Regions from separate parts of the Homo sapiens genome. Here regions 1, 2 and 3 are each linked to region 4. The links are chromatin contacts, found by Hi-C or POLR2A ChIA-PET in ENCODE. All regions are on one chromosome and are shown on one strand. The core of a region is the stretch at or near the end of the contact, and the rest is flanking DNA. Distances in the headings are between cores, read along the strand shown. Region 1 overlaps ZNF407 (zinc finger protein 407). Region 2 overlaps TSHZ1 (teashirt zinc finger homeobox 1). Region 3 overlaps ZNF407 (zinc finger protein 407). Region 4 holds the start of ZNF516-AS1 (ZNF516 antisense RNA 1).

Region 1 (5,190 bases), core at 1,023-3,522, 1.7 Mb before region 4:
TACATCTAAGAAAACAGAAAGTAATTAAAATGCTGATTACTATAGCCAGTCTCTAAAACGTCTGATTATTTGTATTTCATATGTGCTCACATTTCTGAGAAGTTAGCTTTTGTACCACAACCTACCATGATTATCTGATATTCTCCGGAAGGTTAGCCGAGTTGTTTCCTATATTACTTAGGAAAAAATTTCTTTTCACAATTGAAAATGTCAGCATCAATTTAAAGTAACACTAAGCATGTGCTTGCTTTCTGAATATTATCCTCCTCCACCTCCTTCCAACCACCCTGCCGAGGATCTGGCTGTGACAGTTTGATTAGATCATCAATCCTCACTGTTAACAGCACTTTTCCTGAACACCTGGGCTGCCAGGTCACATCTGAATTCAGCTACCGTTGTTTCAGTGACCCGACGTGCATTCACCATAGCAATTGACATTATGTGCACAAATTAAAAGTTACCTTATAACAACAGTTTACTTTAAAAAATGACCTCTTTTTTCCCCCCATGTTGAAGTTCTGCTGTGTTATAGGAGGTGCATTTTTGTATGATGAAAGACTATTTTAGAACATAGTCACACACCTTGATGAAGGTGTTTCCTTTTTCTTTTTACTTGGGCTTTCATTTCAGAACTTCTATAATGAAAATAATCGTCTTTCATCTTACTCTTCTGCTATTTAAAAATCTTTGATTGCATTTTTAAGATTTGATTACATTTTGGATTTAAGCCTAAGTAAATAATTGAATTTCTCATATATTGCGGAAAATCTTTCTGCTTTCTGCTCCTAAATTCTCCAGTTGAACTGTCACAATAGTCTGATTTACACTTTTCTATTTATAGTTGTAGTGATAAAGATAAATACCTACTTACATTTTCAATGCAAATTGTCTAGTAGCAGACTGCAACATAAGCATACTGTTAAATCTAGCATTATCTGATTTTTTGATTCCATAATTATCTTTTGTTTTCCCCACAACTTTTTATTTTTATAATGGGAAGAGTAAAAATATAAGAATGTTATCAATACATTTATGATACTTTGGAGTAGAGACCTGACTTCTGTTAAACTGAACCAAAGTTTTCCTGTTGCTGTTTGATCATTGTTAGGTGGGAATGAACACCATCTGTTAAAGGGTCTCCACCTGGTATAGGTAGAGACAAGAGTCAGTATAAATTATATCTGCAATTTTAACTGGAACTGATTATAATGTTTTGAAGTCATTCATTGTTCATTGTTTTAAGACAGATTTGAGCATTGTGCAAGCAAATGAAGATGTTACGTTGTGTGAGAAAATTGAGATACTCCTACTTGACTTCTCGACTCGTCCTCTTTCATTCTTTGTTTAATGGAAGAGCTTATGGATGTATATTCTACAGACTTTACTATTTCCAATACATTTTTTTCCTAGTGATGTAACTCTTTTTGTTAAAAATTTTCTTGAGTTTTTAAATGATTTATCCTTATACACTAGAACTTGGGAAAATATCTTAAAATAATACTAAACGAGTAAGATTATACTTTGTAGAACTCCAAGCCATCACGTGTGCACTTAGGTTTCCTGCCAAATCTGGAGCAGTGGCTGGATGGCGCAGGGCCTGCTGTGACTGCAGGCCCACACCTTGGCTAGGCCGCGCCCCTTACTTAGGATTACTTAGGTTTTCCTTAGTATGGCTAATGTTGATTGTCTTTATCTTATCTCAGAAAGTCTGTGGCAGTTGTAAACTCTCAAGCTTTTGACAGTGGCACAGTGTGATATGTTGGGAAGTTGATTCACCTGTCAACCTGGTTGTAATTCACCAATCTCTGCTTTAGCCTATGCCAATGGGGGGTTGTAGGAGGAAGGCGAGAGCCAGGGGTGGAGGACCTGAGTTCCAGTTGGTCCCTAAGTAGCTTTATTTCCATGGACATAGCTTTTTGACTCTCAGAGCCTTAGTTTCATTTTCTGGAAAGCAGATATGATAAGATGTGGACTGTTGTGAGGATCAAACAAGATGATAAATGAAAATACTGTAAGGGAAATAAAATGACAACATGTCATAGTGGATAAAGCTCTAGCAGAGGATGATTAAGATCCAGTACCTGAGTTTAAATCCTGTCACCTCCATTTTATTAACTGATGCAATTTGTCCGAGTTACTTAACCTCTGAAACTCCGTTTATTCAACTAAAAATATAAGGAATAATACTCCCTTTAGAAAATTCTCATAAGGAGTAAATAGAGTGAGACTGAGTAAGTGTCCCAGCAGAGTGCTTGACATGTAGAAGCTATTCTAGGACTATGAGTCACCTTTACCTCACACCTATGATTAATTTAGCAAAAATTTTCTCAGGCATGGCATGGTTTTAGGTTCTAAGAATGGAGTGGTGAGCAAAATAAACACTTCTTACCCATAGAGCTTACATTGTTATGGCAGAACTGGAAAGTAAGTGAAGAAGCACATAAATAATTTCAGAAAGCAGTAGATGCCATGGAGATAATAACGGGAAGCAACAGGTGATTGTAGATAGATTGTTTACAGTAGGCACCTCTGAAGCCTTTTTAAGGCTTTTCGGGCAAATTAGCCTGCATTATTTGCAAGAAGTAATGCAAAGAGAGTCCCTGTATTCTGAGGCTGAGTAGGAACGTGAATGATGAGAAAGGCAGCATTAAAGAGTATTCTAGGTGGAGGGAACAGAAAGTACAGTGAAACTGAATTAGGAACTGAAAGTGTTGGGCTGCATGTGCTGAAGGAGGGTCCTGTGGCTGTAACACACATACAGGCCAGCTTGTAAAGAGACATGAGCAGGGTCCCGAGAGTCATGGAGGTAGTCTTCGTTGTGCATGGATATTCATGGGAAGGTTTTCACAGGGCAAGCAAGACTTTGAACAGTCACACTAGTTATGCTATAGTATGGTGCTCAAGTTCCCCTATGATAGTATTTCAAACTTCTGTATCCCCTGCCCCAGTTGTTGGCAACTGAGTATTTTCATCCTAAGTACAGAAGTTGGACAGGATATAATTTCAAGTGTAGAATAAAAATTGACATAGTAAAGTAATATTTGTACCACTTTAAAATGTATCCAATAGAATGTTAACACCATGATGATTTGATTCCCACCGTCCATTCATTTAAAAGTACATGAATAAGTTCTTTAACTGTCAGAAAATTTGTTTTTCTTCTTGAACTCACATCCCTTATTTCCCCCACAGATTTTATTGTATTTGTATGTGGACATATTTTAATGATCATCTTATCATTTCTGGGTATCAGTACATACTCACGGACACATACATTGATGTAAGGTTTTTTTAATTGTTTTATTTTTAAAAAATAAAAGATGAGGTCTTACTATGTTTAGCCTAGGCTGGTCTTGATCTCCTGGGCTCAAGCGATCCCCCACCTCAGCTTCTCAAAGAGCTGGGATTACAGGAGTATGCCACAGCACCTCACATTTTTTTTTTTTTGAGACAGAGTTTCACTCTTGTTGCTCAGGCTGGAGTTCGATGGCGCGATCTCGGCACACCGCAACTTCCGCCTCCGAGGTTCAGATGATTCTCCTACCTCAGTCTCCCGAGTAGCTGGGATTACATACATGTGCCACCACGCTTGGCTAATTTTGTATTTTTAGTAGAGACAGGGGTTTCTCCATGTTGATCAGGCTGGTCTCGAACTCCTGACCTCAGGTGATCCACCGGCCTTGGCCTCCCAAAGTGCTGGGATTATAGGTGTGAGCCACCACGCCCGGCCAGCACTTAGCATTTTTTATATTTTAGTATCTTTGCTCATAAAGCTCTAAGTGTTAAAAATGTGTAGAAAGGATTATTGTAATTACTATTAAAACGATTGAAACAACAAAGTCTATAAAGAGTTTGATAATTATTAAGCATAAAATGTATAATGGTATTGGAATTGAATGACTTACTGAGACTTTAAAATTTTTAAATTTCAATTTTTGTGTCTATGGATGAAATTTATTGCTAGAATAAGGGAAAGTCTAATGGAAAATAATGGTAAATGTAAATGTTACTGAGATACTATAATTGTGGGGCTTACAAATAGAGTTCTAATGATTATTAGCTATATTGCTTAAACAGTACATATGCTCACCTATTGTATATGTTGTTATGATAGGATCAATTACATTTTTTTTAAAGTTAATCTAATTCTAATGAGTACATGGTAAGAATGAATAAATAGAGAAGTGCTTGTGCTTGTTGAGTGTCATCACTTTGATAGACATGGGCATTTAGTCAAAGGATAGTACCCAATAAAAAAGCTAATGGTAATGTTCCTCTTTGAAGAAAATAAAAATATTAAATTATATCAGAGACATGTTTCTTTTACTGATGTAATATTGGTCTGTGGGGAATAAATGTAGAATTTTTCACCTCCTCCTCCTCCAAATCATAAACAATGTGGAGCTAACACAGACCGAACCGTGGGTAAATAAGAGTGCTCTTTTTCTTACCTCGCATAGTAAAACTGCAGATAGGGTATGATTTATAACAAGTTATTTCCCAGGATTCTTTTACGAAAAAAAACAGCAAAACGTCAGGTAATCCCACTCTTAGATCCGGCATGCATCTTCGCCATGCAATTTTATGCAAAAGTGAAATGAAATTCTGCTCTCTTTAATATTTCTTTCCTCCTCTTCTTTTACACTGCTCTCATTTAGAAGTGATATCTTTGGTTGATAATTGTTCGGGATTCACAAGGCAAAAAATTGTTAAGCAAAAGTTATTGTCACTCTCAGCATCCCATTTGCAGTATACCTGAATTTAGAACATCTGAATTTGGGCCAAGTGCCCTATGCCTAATGTCATGCTTTCTCTTTATAGAAATATGTACAAACTAGGAAAGTGCATAGTGAAATCTCTAGGTTTCAGTTTATGGCTCCTTGATTTTAAGAAGGTTTTTCTTATAATGATGGTTTCTTTGGTGTCCCAGTGGTTTTTTCCACTTTGGAGCAAGGTAGATGATGGGCAAGAAGAATGCCTTTCTTCTGTTAAGTGAGGAAAAGGCAGTTGTGAGTTAAATAGGTGGTTAAGAAGAACTGGCGTATGGTTATACTTCAAGAGCTTTCTTAGGCTTATCGATAATACAAAAGATTATTAATGGAGTCTAGATCAGGAATTGGTAATTTTAAACAGTTCTTGCTTATGTACCCTTTGCACATACATACAAAGTCTCCATGTACCATTAGAGTG
Region 2 (4,699 bases), core at 1,866-4,365, 1.2 Mb before region 4:
GCTGGTTCAGGTGGCTGAAAAACACGACCGTTTGACCGAATTCCTTTCAAAGATTTATAATCCAGCCCTAAATATGTGAACGTTTGTCTCTTCTCTCTCTCCTCTCTTTCTCTCCACCTTCCCCCATCTCTCTCTCTTGTCTGTCTCTCCCTCCCTCTTTCTGCCCACATGCACCATCTTTCTCTGTCAACACTGAAGGAGAGAACTCTTTTAAAAGTTAATGAACGAGTTGCAGTGGAACCCTATTAGATTTTCCTTCCATTAAATGCCTGCTACAGACTTCTAGTGGATGTTTTAACTAGGCATTGTTATCAAAAGGACTATTGCACAAATTAAAACCAGGCCCACAATCTATGAAGAGAAACCGGATTGACTTTTTGCCTTCAGGTAAAAAAGAAAAATGCATGGAGGAGTTGAACTCCACATTGGTATTTTTAGAAGTTGGATGCGGGAAATAGCCAGTGCCACCTGAAGCTGTGGAAACAAACAGGAGCTTGGACTTTGCAGGCATACCTCTTTTTAAAGTGAAGACATTTTCAGGAACCCCTGGATTTTTAAGGGTATGTCAGTGTTAATTTTTAACTATGTAATTGGTATTTTAAATATCTTTTTAGTTTGTACGATGCTGCTGTGCGTGTCCCATTTTTAAACCTGTGGAGCTCTCTTAAAAGGAAAAGGTCAGGCTTTCCAGGTGCCCGCTGCACCAGACGTGGGCTGTCTCCTTGCAATCACCGCAAGAATGGAGAATTTTTAAAACTGCCAGATTTTTAGTTTCTTGTTTTGTTCTGATTGATTTTATTTTAGCAAATTTACCCCTTTGTCCCTGTAAAATTTGCTTAGTCAAATGACAGATTTTGTGTTTCACATCCGGGAAGTCGTTGTCTTATCCAGGCAGGTCCTGGAGTGTTCTTCTATTTCTCCATCCACAGCTTTGTGATAAAGTCACTGTCAGTTTCTATCATAAATTATTCATAATCATGGTGCTTAACAAAAGATGCCAAGTTCTCAATGGATGCCCACTCTATGTACCATAACAGAAAAAAAGTTGTGTTTTCTTGTACTAAGTGTTGTTCTGATTAGTCTTAGTGTTAAATCTTGGTTAGCACTTGGCTTTGACTTCCACAAATACAATGCTCTGAATCAAATAAGTGCCAGGGGAGCGGGCTTCCCCTCTCCCCCAGCAAACACCACCTCACCGCCCTTCCAGGCACGTCACCAGCACCGAAGCGCCTTTACCTTATCAGCGTGGATTCAACCAAGACCTGCGCTTCACGTTTTGCTTCTTGAAAGCCAACATTTTGAAAAGAAAGTCAAACAGAGCATTTGTTAGTTGGGCATTTCCTACGAAAGACCAGCTCCAGTTCTTTGGAAGGAAATTGGCCAGATGCATGCACTGTTCAGGGCTTGTCTTAGTGCTAAAATGTAGCTAACGTGTGTGGCAAAGGTGAGGAAGTCCTGTGAGCTTCATAGTGGGAAGCGTCTCTTCTCATCTCAGGGCAGTGGGGATGACGATGGGGGCCTTGGTTCTCTGTTCAACCTCTGATGGGGTGTTTTTGGTTTCTGGTGTGTGTGTGTGTGTGTGTGTGTGTGTGTGTGTGTGTGTGTCAGAGAGAAAGAGAGAGGTAGGTCATATCCCTGTATCAGGTCCATCAAAACACACCCCAGTGCAGAACTCTTGATCCCTTGATTGCCTGCAAGCTCACAGCACACAGTGATAAGTGAAATCTCTGAGAGTAGATTTAATTTTATGAGCTGTATTATCCAAGAATACTAAGCCGTGGAGATCATGCTCAAGTCATGGGGTTTAAAGGGGTGATGGCTTCAGTTCTCTGTGTGGGGGAAGAAAGCCTGTGGCCTTTTTTTGTTTTTAGGCACAAAGCTAGTTTAATTGAAAGAATAATTTGATTTGCTGCTGCTACAGCAGAAGAGCTTGAGATGTGGCAAATTTTCTCTCCTTTCACCCAAACTCAAGAATTTAATGCTAGCAGGTGAACTTCTGAAGGCTGCTATCAAGTAGACAGAGACAATAACTGTCTTAAAAGCAGAATTTTGTCAATATTTTTTGCTGTGGGCCAAAGAACATTCACAATAATGGAGTACTAAAGCCCTGCTTGAAAATGCTGTAGAGGGAGCGGGAGTGGAGGATTTATTCCAAGTTTGAGCCTGCAGTGTTTTGGTGGTATATATGATTTCTGAATAATCTTTTTGCTCGAGCAAATGGAGGCACCCAGATATAATTTTCTGTTCAGGAAGAGCATTTGGTAGGCATTGCTACCCAGGGTTGCTGAACTGGAAGTGCCCTAGGCTGTAGTTTCTTTTCAGTTGCCGCATCGACCCACCACCGACCGTACACCTTCACCAAATGCCAGTGTTTTCTGACAGATAAAACAGGAGGTGGAATGGCCAGGAGCAGGCCATGCGGTCAGGGCTGAGGCGGTGGGCCTGCTGCTGGGAGAGGTACCCCAGAGGGCCACACTGCTCCTGCCAGGGGGGGCTGTGCCTCTTCTCTCAGTGAGTGGAGTCCCTTTGCCCTTGGTTTTAAATATGCCATTTCACCATGCTTTTGTAGAAAGTTGGTTAAACAGCAAATTGCACAACCCACAAAATGTAATGGCCTTTATGACTTAAAACAGATGCTAGATTCAGTTGCGTGAATTGCCTTGCCCCTTAAGTTATCTTACTTTGAAAAGAACGATTCCCTGAAATTTCACTTTGGAAAACACTGTTTCCCTCATTCTGCTTATGAGAACTGGTGCCTACATTTTTAATGCTATTGCAGTAAAGCGATTTTCTGATATAGATAGAGGTGAAGCCATTTTTGTAATTTTTCCAGTGTTCTCCGTATTTGGTATAATTAGAAGGGAGAGACGGAGGAGCAGTCACACACTCATATGTGAGCACACACACACTCACCCACAGCAGAGAAGCACAGCTTTGTCCTTCTTTTGAAGTGTGAAAAATATCAGTGACCTTATCATTAAATATACTTGTTGCTGTATTTATTTGAAATGTTCAGACCTTACTTTTTTTTTTTTTTTACTTCCTGTTCATTTTAGTGGGAAAGGGTGATAGCAAAAGATTTTATTTATTCAGAGCCACAGTGCAGGCAAAGTGAAAGTAAATCCTAGGCTTCCGGTGCATTCAGAAACCACAGTAAGAAAGCACTGTTTTCTCAAATATAAAGATAAGCGCACTAGCCAAATAATTTTTTTGAGGAGGTTGGAACAATAGAAGCCATCTAGAACTATTATTTGAGGCTATATATGAAAAATATATGTGAGCTTACAAAAATGTTTCTCATACTGGAAACTGTATCCATCAGGCAGACAAGACTTTCATCATGTTTATAGACAGTGATAGCAATGTAGCTCTGTCATAATATCAGTGGCCTCAGTAATTGTATTCTACTTCAAGTATAAGGTTCTGATTCTGGCGCAAGTTAATAATTCTGTTTTTACTGAAGACTTTTTCCCTTCAGAAATATCATATGATGAAGTTGCCTGTGGAAGGTGATCGAAGTGTATTCACCCTCAGGTTCATCTGGAAAGTCCTAGACTGTGGCCCACATGTTTCCTTCACGCTCACCTTCGTGTGTATTTCAGGCATTACCTTGTGATTGTTTAGATACTCTTATCATTATACATAATCCAAGGGTTATTTATCGTAAGATAGACTGAGTAATGCTGAACTCACAAATATGGGGCTGAAAATGTAAACACATTTTTGTAAATCCAATTGACAGTTAATTGGCCCACATTAATGGAGAGTTGAAGTGAAAGAAAATAGAAAACCACAAATTTCTAAAAGAAATTTTTCCCCTCATTTGGAATCCATTTTATACGTTTATTGGAAGCTAATGTTTCAGTTAACTATGACATATAGATATACGTTTACTTGCCTAATTATACTTGCTGTTAACAATACATCATGTGTTTGCCTGTGCGTCCAGCTTTGCGAGTGTGATGGTTTAATTACCCTCTGTGGTGTCTGCACGCTCTGCTAAGTCTTGTGTGGGGGAACGGTTAGAAATAGCCGCAGAGGCAAGGATTTAGAAGCTGGTGTGCCGTGAAGCCATAGGGTCACCCACCAGCAGCAGTACCAGGCGAGCCACCTCCGCGTGGGAGGAGGCCCAGGTGTCTGCTTCCTAACGCGGGGCCTGAGCCGGGCACCCTGGGGTGGAGAGGCTTGGATGGGAGCCCCAGATCTGGGCCACTGTGGTCCCTGGGCTACTGGGGGAAAGCCAGGTCCTTCACCGCCCTCCTGCCTACCCGGGGCTCTGGGCTCCAGGCCGTGGCTGCTCTCTGTCCCTTGTCCCTGCGGCCACCCAGGCCCCACCTGCTACCCGGGCAGGCTGCTCAGACACACATCCTTCCTAGTGGTCTTCCTGCAACTCCTCTGGTGGAGACCCCGGAGCCACACGGGTTGAGAGCCCTGGGTGCCTCGCCTGCCCCCACGGGGTCCTGGGGAGAGGATCATGCCCTGTGGCTCTGCATCGCTCTCACCCCTGTGGCGGGTGGGGGCAGCTGGCCTTCTCCCTGCCCTACCCCTGCAGTAGGTGGCGCAGGGTGCAGGCGGGTGGGTGGGGGGAACAGATGACTTCCTCCTCATCTAACTCCTGCAGTGGATGGGGGTGGCTTTGGTAGGGGGGAAGGGTAGGTAACTTCCTTCTCATCTCACCCCTGAAGTAGGTAGGGGCAGG
Region 3 (5,134 bases), core at 300-2,799, 1.5 Mb before region 4:
CTAAACATATACTTACTTACCATATGACCCAACGATTCCACTCCTAGGAATTTACCCAAAAGGGATAAAAGCAAAAAGCATATATTCATGCAAAGATTTATATATGAATATTTATGATAGTTCTATATGTTTATAATAGCTATTTATAGTCAAAAGCTAAAAATAACTCTAGTGCCCATCAACAGCAGATGAATGGACAATTCATCCGTAACATGGAGTATTAGCAATAAAAATGAAGGCACTATGGATGCACTACATTATGGATGAGTCTCAAAAGTGTGCTAAGCAAAAGCGCAGACACAGAAGAGTGCACTCTGCAGTTCCACTCATTTCCCGAGCCGCAACAGGCAGTTCTCATCCATAGGGTTGTAAGCCAGAGCTGTGTTTTCCTGGGGCTGGGACAGGGGACCTCAGGAAAATTCTGAGGGTAATGAAATTATTCTATATCTTATTTGTGGTGGTGGTTACAAGGGTGAGTAGATGTGTCAAAACTCATTGAGCTATACACTTAGAAGTGTATCCAATTAACTGACTATAAATTACACTTCAGTAAGGTTGGTTTTAAAAAATGTTTGAAGCTAAACTGTTAAGAAACAAAAAAATACGCAGCGATTAAGTAATAGTTAACAGTGTTCCCTAATCTAAGGAAAGCTCGTCAGAAAACTGTATTTAGGGCTGGGCTTTAAATGGTTCAAATGGTGAACACTCCTTTGGGTATAGGATATGGAAAAATACTTTGTAATTTAAGATGCAGAAAAACAATTTGAATCAGGTAAGCTCTCATTTAGGAACATTCTTCTAAATGACTGGCGTGTATTTTAATAAGTGACTGAAGTGTGAGAGACAAAGACTGGTGCACTATTCCAGAATAAAGGAGATTCACAGACACGCCACATAATGCTGTGGTCCGGTTTGGACCCTGCGCCAGAATTTCTTCTTCTTTTATCTGTTTTGCTATAAACCACATTGTTGGAACATCTAATGAAATTAGAATAAGGTCTGTAGATTGGAGAATATTAGTGTATCATTTTTAAATCCCACAGTTTTGTGCATTGTTCTGTGGCTGTGTAAGAGAAGGTCCTTGTTCATAGGAAGCTCACAAGTATTCATGAGTAAAAGAGCATCAGTTCTTCAGCTTACTCCCAAATGGCTCATAAAAAAAAAATGTGTATATATAGAAAGAGTAGATAAATGCTGTAAAACATTTACAATGAGATAAAAGTATAAGAGAGTAGTTCTTTGTGCCATCCTTGCAACTTGTAAATTTGACATTATTTCCGCTTAAAAAGTTACAAAAAATAAGATCAAGATCCAGGTTGTGTCAAAGGGCTGTTTGCTGAAAAGCATGCAAATTTCCTGTGAGGAAATAACTGGGAAGAGCCACAGAAGTGATGAAAATGAACATTTCCAGAGAAATTGTGTCTGGAAAGTCTGCATCCTTGTTTAAAGCAAACAGTCAGGAAGGAGGCCAGTGGCAGAAGGGGAGGCAGTTCGACCCTGAATGTGGACTGTCCCTGCTGGTGTGTGTCCATCTGTGCAGAGAGCAGGGCTCATGTTTAGATTCTCAAACGGTAGGGAGTATTACAGTGCAGTTCACTTTGGACACGTGTCCTATGACCAGGAAACCATATGCAAAAGACGGCAGCGGCACTCAGGACCCAGCGACAGGAAGAATAGATGATGGAAAGGGCCGGGGAGGGCACTCGTGGGCAGTGAGCGGCCACAGCACAGTGTGGACAGAATTCTGGGAGTGACTTTGAAGACAGAGTTGAGATTTTTTTCTACAATTGATGAGGGTGGAAGAAGTTTATTATTGATTTATCAACTATCTAGACATAAAAGCAACGAAATTTCAAGGAGACGAAATGGTGTCCAAATGTTAGAGAAGTGACAAGCCGTGGTTCTGCAGCTGTATTCATTTTAAGCAGGCTAGAAATCTTTACTCAATGTATGTATTTTCTTTCTCTGACTTCCTGTGTGAAAAAACAGTTTGACACCCTGAAATGACTCACATCCTGAATATGTTGCTAATTGAATATTTATCGAAGGCTGACTTATATTTGCAAATTCATGGAATGTAAAGGACAGTGGAGCTAGATCTGCGTGACTGCAGGGGCAAGTGTGAACGGCAGGGCCTGGCTTGGGCGATTTGAGTGTGCCAGGAGCCGTGGCACCTTAGGGCTAAAGGAGACCACATCCATGGTAAACAGCATTCTGGATGCTGTGTGGAGAGTGGCCAGAGGGTCACAAAAGGGGCAGCCAAGAGACAGGTTCAGAGACTACTGCAGTAACCGAGCTGAGGGTGATTCGATCCTACACTGGGTTGCAGTGTGGGTGGACCAGTTGTGAAGTGGGCAGGTTCTAAAAAAAGCATTAGGCTATCAAAGAAACCTTAACACTGATCCTCACAGAAAATAGTATTTTATTCGCTTCCTAAATTATTTTGCTGACCGTGCTGTTTGTAGCTCTGGGTCAGCTCTGTCTCACTGTGCATTTGTTATATTTCTTTTTTCTTTCTGTTTTCTAGATTATTATCAATGAAGTCTTAATCTTTTTTAATGAAATCATTTGGAAGAGGCTTTGGTGGGAGAGGCAGAAGGGAGGGTGACAATGCTGGGCCCTTCCTCTGTCTTTTTCTGGGCAGTTCATTCGGCTGTGCTCTGAGGCTACCATTTCTTGTTTAAGAGATACCGAGGGACTTGTGCTTGGCTCTGCTTTTTTCCTTAGACAACTTTGTGTTAGATCAGGGAAATCTATATGCATTCAGAGTGAGTGGTTTTGTTATTTTTACTTTGAGAATTTTTAGAATTGTTAGAAGCTTGGGATTATAAGGCCATGTATTCTTAATATATTAAAATTCAGTTTTAACCACTGTGATGTGAATACATGGTCTTTGGAAGCTTTTAAAGTAAATTCTTTCAAAATACATGATAAACTCAGCATTAGGTATCATATCTAGAAAACTACTCAAGTTTGGTTTTAATACTAAACAAATAGTGTTCAGTATTGAAATGTTTACAAATTGAATAGTAGGATTTTATGTTAATCAGCCCGCTGAAAACGGAGGCAGGACTTTATGAAACAGAGAAGGCAGCTTCCGTAAGGTAAATCCTACTAGATGAGGCAGGCGCCAACAAGCATTTTCTTAGTTTTTCACAGCGGTGGCTTTTGAGGCTGTAAAATGATGACTCTGGCCTCCTGTGTGAATAAGAGCATTTAAGGTGGACAGTTTGGGGTTTCAGTTAGTCACCTTCCTTGATTTGAGAAACGCTTATCACTTATTATGGCAGTAAAAATGATTGGTTACTTACAGTCTTAGGACATATTTTAACTGTGTTACTTGGGCATTCTGGATGTGTTTTTATTTTAAAATGTATTTAGAAAAAGGAAATGAAGTCAGGAGGTGAACGGCAATAAGTGTTTAATAGTCGCAGATGCACAAAAGGCAGGGCTCTGATTTCGTTATTCAACCTTTGTGCACAGGCAGAGAGCAGCTCAGAAAGTGATTCTTCGAATATGGGATGTAGAATTAGGTTACAACTTCTGCTGATGAAGAAAATGTGAGGTTCCGAATGGACATTAGACATTTTAGATTAGAAAGAGGAAAGGAAAGTAATGAGTCCTATTTCTAAATGAATTTAAAAAGCAATCTGATTTTAGTTCTTGCAAGGCAGAGAAAATAAAATAAAAACTATCGTACTTTATTTACTAACCAATGAATTGAATTGTCTGCCTTTTATTACAGATGTAAAGTAAAGACTATGAAGAGACAATCATTTTTGTAGCTATCAGACTTTCAGTAACATATCTCTTGTGGTTTAAATAACAGATAGTTTAAGTGTTTTTCCATTACCTTTGTGTAAATGAAAAATGCATAAAATATTTTAGCAAGGCAAAGTAATCCAAGGAGATTGTTATTTTGTGTTACAAATTAGGTTATTTCTGTCATAAAATTAAAGAAAAAAATCAACGTTAGGACATTTCAGCTTAATATCATTTACCAGAAGGCATGTGTAACAGATTTAATGAGCTAGCAGGTCACCTGAATCCAGCTGTTCCCGACCAGCTTTATGAAACAGAGAATGCAGCTAGCAGTGGGAGGTAAGCATTATTACAAGCTCTCAAGGAGTTACAAAATCGATTTCTGCTTGAATGAATTAATTTAGATTATCAATTTATAACCAGCTACACGAATCCCATCAACTCAACAGTTCCGTGAATGATCAGGTTCAGTCCTTGTAAGGGCTTCACAATTAGGGGCCTCTCGCAGCTCTGCAGTTAGCACCTGCCTGATGGCTCTCCTGACAAAGTTACTGGGCCCAGCAAAAGGAAAAGGGAACTGCTTGTTCAGGCCCATCGCAGACGTAAAATACAGCCTCTTGAAAAAATAGACATAACAAAAACTTAAGTAAAAAAAATAAATAAAAAGACTAAATGTGCATGTTTGAGATTTTTGTCCTTGTGCCCTTTTTGTGTCCATGGGCCCATGTGTCCGTGGAGTGGTTCTGACCATTCCAGGTGAACTTTAAAATCACCCCTCTGCACTTTGGAATGTTGGGGACAGAGCTGTTTCCTTCAGACTCATTAGAAAATGACCAGCCAACTGTGGCCATTTTCTTCTCCTATAAAGGCTGGGGTTCTAAGCATTTGTTTCATGGTGAAAAGTGGATTCAACCTGCTCTTCTTCTTCCTGCGTAGTCACTTTTTTTTACTTCTACCTCTGCTTACCCAGCTGTCTAAAAACGAAAAATGCTCATTCTGATCCACAATACTAGCCATTTCTTGAAGACATTTTTTCTACTCAATCTTAAATTGATCACATGGCTCTGTTGTTCTTCACTTGTTTTCTGCAATCCTGATGCCTTACACTTGTACCCTGTGTGGAGATCACTCTCACAGCCATGATCTTGTGCAGCCTTTGCAGCACCTGCGGAATGTGCAAGTGATGTTCCTCATCTCCAAGATGAGGAGCCTGGTGCCAGCTGCCAGTGGGACCGCTGCACCCACGGGCTCACCAGTCATCCAAGGAGGGCTGGGATTTGAACACAGGCCTTCAGCTGCACAGTTAAGAATCCTTTTTTTCATGGGATGATGTTTCTTGTCAATAAGATTTAATTCCCTGAGGCAGAGAGAG
Region 4 (4,640 bases), core at 1,513-4,012:
ACCACTTTTAATTAGGTAATTAACAGAAGTCCTTTTCCCCTAAATCAAAATAGAGTAAAAAACAAAATAATGCATGTCTTCAACATTTAAACAAGCATATTATACAGGAAAGTGCACACGTTTGGACAAGCTCCCTGCTGCAGAACGCAGTGAGCTTATATTTCAGTCTCTATCTCTACAGCATTAAGGTATAATGCAGCTGAAACTCTAAACACAGTCTCCAGTCAGACTTACAACCACTCCCACCAAATTCTTTTTAAAAGATTCCTTCTCTTAAATTATAAATAAGACCAATACGTATTCTGGAAAATGAACAAATAAAAATCCACAACGACCCAATACACTGAGTACTGGTTTTTCAAGAATAATCCATGACTAAACTCTACGTAAATTGCTAGGTCACATTATCATTTTTCCCCATTTGGTAAGACTGAAAACCATCTGTTGGAGTATACCTCATTTCAAAGTATTCTTTACAGAAGTCTCCTTTCCTTTTTCACATACGTTGCTAAACTTAATCACATCAAATGCTTCACTTATAAAACTCAAATATCTCCTTGCAGGGGGAAGTTAGGTAAATGGAATTAAAAGTTTCATTTATGAAAGTGGAGACAAAGTGCTTTTCACATTGTGACCTGTTTTCAAAGACCTCTCTCATTCCCTTCAGTCAATTTTGGTCTCTGGGACAACATCTTACAAAAAAAAAAAAAAAAAAAAAGTTAGAAATGTAGGACTTCAGGGTTCCAGGAAAAATAAAATCTCTAAATTAGTAGACTCTGAAGGTTGTTTACAGATAACAATGGGAAAACATTGGTGAGGTAAACTATTCTCAGGGTGTCAACAATTCATAGCAGACACATTTCTCAAAGTTAAAGTTCTTGATCTAGTGTATTTCAGGATATTAAGCCATCTGGAAAGATTATTCTAATAAACAAAAGCTTTCAGAAATAAAAATAGGCATAACTCCCATCTCTCTGCATTGTTGAAAGCTGTACCTACTAAACCTGCTATTTTGGTGTTGTGTTTCATTCTAGCGAGGCATCCCCATTCCTCTTGGTTAGTTTTATTACAGATCCACCGGGATTATTATTTTTTTAGAAGGTTAATGCGCTCTGGTGTTTCAGTATATTCAAATTAGCAAATGTTAAGAAAACAAAGCCCTACTAATGAATTAAGAAAAACATTAGACATGCTTGTGCCTTAACACACCAAAATTCAAATTCAATTACCAAAATATTTGTGAGTCTTACACAGAATTCAGTTCATCCCAGAGCCCATTCAAGATGGCCATGGGGGTCACTCCTGTGAAATTAAAGACGTCCTCCTACAAGTAACCCAACTCTCAAACCCCTGACACCACGGCAGGCTCCTACGCAACTTCACTCTCCAATTTTACTAAGGGGGGGCGAGGGGTTCTCAGACCCATGCACAATAGTGGTATGTGGCATATTTAATTCTGGCTGGTCTGTGTAAATATAAATAACAGTTACCTGACGACATAATCAAAGAATGCAAGTGAAAATGAAGCTGGAACAAATGATAAAATGAGCTCTTTTTATTTTACACGGCAGTAGCCAGTATCCTATCAAATAACATGCATGCCTAGCTCTTTTAAGTAACACATCCCTAAACCAAAATACTTCAATCATATTAATAAGGTGGTTTTTAAAATAAGCTGGAAAAGCTCCTTTTGGGAGGCTAGCCACCGTTGCATCTACTCGGGTCATTTTCTTTAATAGTATTTACTCCATAGCCCCATGGTGAACGTACATCACTCAGCTTTTAAATTACCTTCAATCAAGATTCGAAACTGCATGGCAGGCTGACGGGGGCAATGCCTTTCTGCTGTATGTGTAAGTAGGATCCCCACTAAAGTTCCTTTTGTGACTTGCTGGTTAAGTCACACGACGAGCGGACCGGAGGGTCCGAGGGCTCCGTCCTTTGTTACGCAGGGGACACCCCTGGAAGGCCAGCCCAACGCCCACGGGCACATCTGGGCTTTTCCAGGCAGTCCACAGAGCCATCCCCGGCCTCTTTACCGCGGAGACACTGTGAGGTCACACACGCAGAACACAAAACCCCCACGCAGCAGCCCCTCGCGAGGCGCCCCAAGCCCGGGTGCCCACCGCCAACTCCCACCCCAAATCCGCTCGCGGGCGCAGGACCGGTTCAGGTGTGAACACTTATGTAATCGTCCTCGGGGCCACGCCTTTCCCACCGCCCCACCTCCGCCAGAACAAAGTGAAGTTTAAAATAGAAACCAATTACCTGGGCTCCGCCGCGCCTCGGCCCCCGGAGCCCGGTCCACGCCGCCGCGCGGACCCCCGCCTGCCCCGGCCCGGAGCCCCGCGCAGACCCCAGTTCCGGACCGGACCCGCCCCCCTCCCCGGCCCCGGCCCCGGCCCCGGCCCTCCACAGCCCCATCCGCTCGCTCCCCCCAACCCCGCGGCCTGCCCTTCCCCCCGCAGCCCCCTCTCTCCTCCTCCGGGCCTCGCTCCCGCCCCCGCCGGCTCCCCCCGCCCGCCCCGCCCGCCCCCGCCCCCCGGCCCGCACAGACCCCCGCCTTTGTTATGGTGCGAAGTTGGGCTGTGGGTCCGTCTCTTTCACTTCTTGGGTTACAGTGCAGGCGTGTGACGTCCGCTCCACATGACGGGGGCGGGGGGCGGGGGGCGGGCGCCGGGGGGCGGGGGCGGCGGGCCAGGCCCTCCCCGTGCTTCTCCGCCCCTTCCCGCCCCGCCCACGGCCCTCCTCCTGGCAGCCCAGCAACAAGCGGCCACCGCCCCCACCCCGGGGCGGGCAGGTGAGTCCCCCCCCGACCCGCCCCCAGCCCAGAGGGCCGCCCTGCGCTCTCGCCCCCGGCCCCTGGCCGCGCGTGCCCCAGGTCCCCCAGTAGCGCCCCAGCGCCGCTGCTGCTCAGACACACCGAAATAGGAATGATTTAATCCAACGACACCTCCCAGGGCTGCCCAGTCCCGGTTCCGCCGGCTCCTGAGATTGGGGAGGGGCAGAATTGGGTGGAACTCGGGCTGGGGGGCGGAAATGGCCCGAGTGGGAGGGAAGGCGCGGAGTCGGACGCTACCTTGTAACCGAGTTAGATTTCTGCAGAAGAGGAGGACGAAGGTCGCCCACGGACCCTCGGGTGACCTCGGTGCGGCCTGGTGGCCGGGCACACCCGCGCATGGACGAGGTCCCTCCCAGGGGTCTCCCTGCAGGGGTCTCCGGGGAGGTAGTGGGCACGTGGGTCCTTAACCTCTCCATTGCATCATCCCCATCCCGGTGGGTACAGAAGCGCAGCAACCCCGCGGTGCTCCCGGAAGACACCGCGTCTCCAACATTTACACGGAGATGCTGCTCGGCTCAGGTCGGGTCCGTACGCTTCCCGAGGTGCGTACTACGCGAGCCACACACATCACTACCGATATTCCTGAGAAAGTCGGTGCCACAGTAAGTCAGCTGCAAGCGTGGGGTGGCCGGTGACGCGCTGTGCCCGTGAATACGCCCATTGTGCGGGTCAGACGCAGCCAGGGCGCAGCGTTCAGGAGGCGGGTGGGCAGCCGAACTTTCACTGGCCACGAGCGCTTCACCTTCTAGAATTTGCCAGGGACTAGGCATCAACTCCCAGTGAGAAAATCACATGTGAAGTTGGAAGACACATGCTGCCCTTCACTTTTCTACGGAGTTCACATCAGTTTCAGCAATCCGCGTTCTCAGTTCGCTTTGCCCGGGCGAGTGGGTTCCATCATCACCTGAACCAAAAACGCACCAGGGCGCGCGTGCCCAGGCACCAAGGCCAGAGAAACCGCACGTTTCGAGTCCCCAGTTGCTGAGAAACAATCACAGCCCTCCTCTTTTCTCCCCCTTCTGCAGGTTCCGACCTGAATCTGAAAGTGCTTCTAAACCCCATGCTTCACAGAACGTTCGGAGGGGGAGGCGCTCCGTGGGGGCTGCTGCGTGCCCATGTAGCCGAACTGACTCGAATAAAAGCGTGTCCACGTCTACATCACACATCTGTGTAAATGCAGAAGCCTGCGGATGCGCGGGGCTGGCCAGACTTCACAGTGTGCAGACACATGGGCTCATGCACGCGCACGCGCGCGCTCACACACACACCCCAAATTACCTCCGGGATGGAGAAAGCCGCTGCGGATTGGCCAGCAGAGCCGTCACTCACGCCCAGGGGGCAGGGAGACTTCGCAAAGCTGTTTCCTTTTTTTTTTTTCCTCCTCTCCTCCCTACCGTTTCATTTAATGGTAAAACAACAGCAGAGCTCTGAAAGTTAGCCATCTGCGCAGAGTTTGCCTTCTTTAAGGAGGGAGGCGTCAGACGATATCCATTTAAATATATTTTGTACTTCCACAAAGGATGGAAAGGGAAATTCACGAAGGGAGTGGAGGCGGAAAGGGAGCTCCGAGAAAGAAGGAGGGGTCATTCCGCGGGGGGCGGGGGGGGGGGCGGGGGCCGACGCAGGGGAAAGAGTTGCTCTCTACACCGAAAAGGGACTTTGACCTTCCATTGATCTCGAAATTCAAAAACGTTTCTTCACAGGTCAGATTGTAACAAACACTCGTTCCTAATTTATGAACTCGCCGTTTTGATTTTATTATTTAAGCATGCGCCAGCAATCGTGTTTCCTTAAGAAA

Evidence for each region. Hi-C counts contacts between places; a loop is a spot of excess contacts on that map. ChIA-PET counts read pairs that join two places held with the same protein, here RNA polymerase II (POLR2A). Pooled maps may share reads with other maps.
Region 1: a loop to region 4 is called in a map with no recorded cell type, with 8 times the contacts of the local background. The contact joins the enhancer-like site here to the promoter of ZNF516-AS1 in region 4. A Hi-C loop is called at or near these places in 6 of 37 single-sample maps with no recorded cell type and 3 of 50 pooled maps.
Region 2: a loop to region 4 is called in a pooled map, with 9 times the contacts of the local background. The contact joins the enhancer-like site here to the promoter of ZNF516-AS1 in region 4. A Hi-C loop is called at or near these places in 5 of 50 pooled maps. POLR2A ChIA-PET finds 5 or more read pairs at or near these places in 2 of 52 experiments (A673 and BJ).
Region 3: a pooled map shows a loop between it and region 4 (3-fold over the local background). The contact joins the enhancer-like site here to the promoter of ZNF516-AS1 in region 4. A Hi-C loop is called at or near these places in 2 of 50 pooled maps.

The regions. Positions count from the first base shown.
Region 1 is chr18:74,804,584-74,809,773 of GRCh38, forward strand. The region is part of intron 4 of ZNF407 (zinc finger protein 407); the gene reads left to right. Among named protein-coding and RNA genes, the nearest start is that of ZNF407, 210 kb to the left of the region's middle. RefSeq lists enhancers at 1,362-2,561, 2,546-2,595. Within about 2 kb of position 2,273, at least 10 of the 41 ENCODE cell types and tissues checked have a DNase peak (open chromatin) inside an H3K27ac peak, as active enhancers do.
Region 2 is chr18:75,244,841-75,249,539 of GRCh38, forward strand. All of the region lies in intron 1 of TSHZ1 (teashirt zinc finger homeobox 1), which reads left to right. Among named protein-coding and RNA genes, the nearest start is that of TSHZ1, 36 kb to the left of the region's middle. Within about 2 kb of position 3,116, at least 14 of the 41 ENCODE cell types and tissues checked have a DNase peak (open chromatin) inside an H3K27ac peak, as active enhancers do.
Region 3 is chr18:74,993,087-74,998,220 of GRCh38, forward strand. All of the region lies in intron 8 of ZNF407 (zinc finger protein 407), which reads left to right. Among named protein-coding and RNA genes, the nearest start is that of PTGR3, 210 kb to the right of the region's middle. RefSeq lists enhancers at 1,661-2,162, 2,163-2,662. Within about 2 kb of position 1,550, at least 10 of the 41 ENCODE cell types and tissues checked have a DNase peak (open chromatin) inside an H3K27ac peak, as active enhancers do.
Region 4 is chr18:76,488,890-76,493,529 of GRCh38, forward strand. It overlaps ZNF516-AS1 (ZNF516 antisense RNA 1), which reads left to right and starts at 2,763. Exons shown (of 2, transcript NR_136504.1): 1 at 2,763-2,800; 2 at 3,868-4,640. All of the region lies in intron 1 of ZNF516 (zinc finger protein 516), which reads right to left. RefSeq lists a silencer at 2,665-2,754 and enhancers at 3,415-3,464, 4,145-4,284.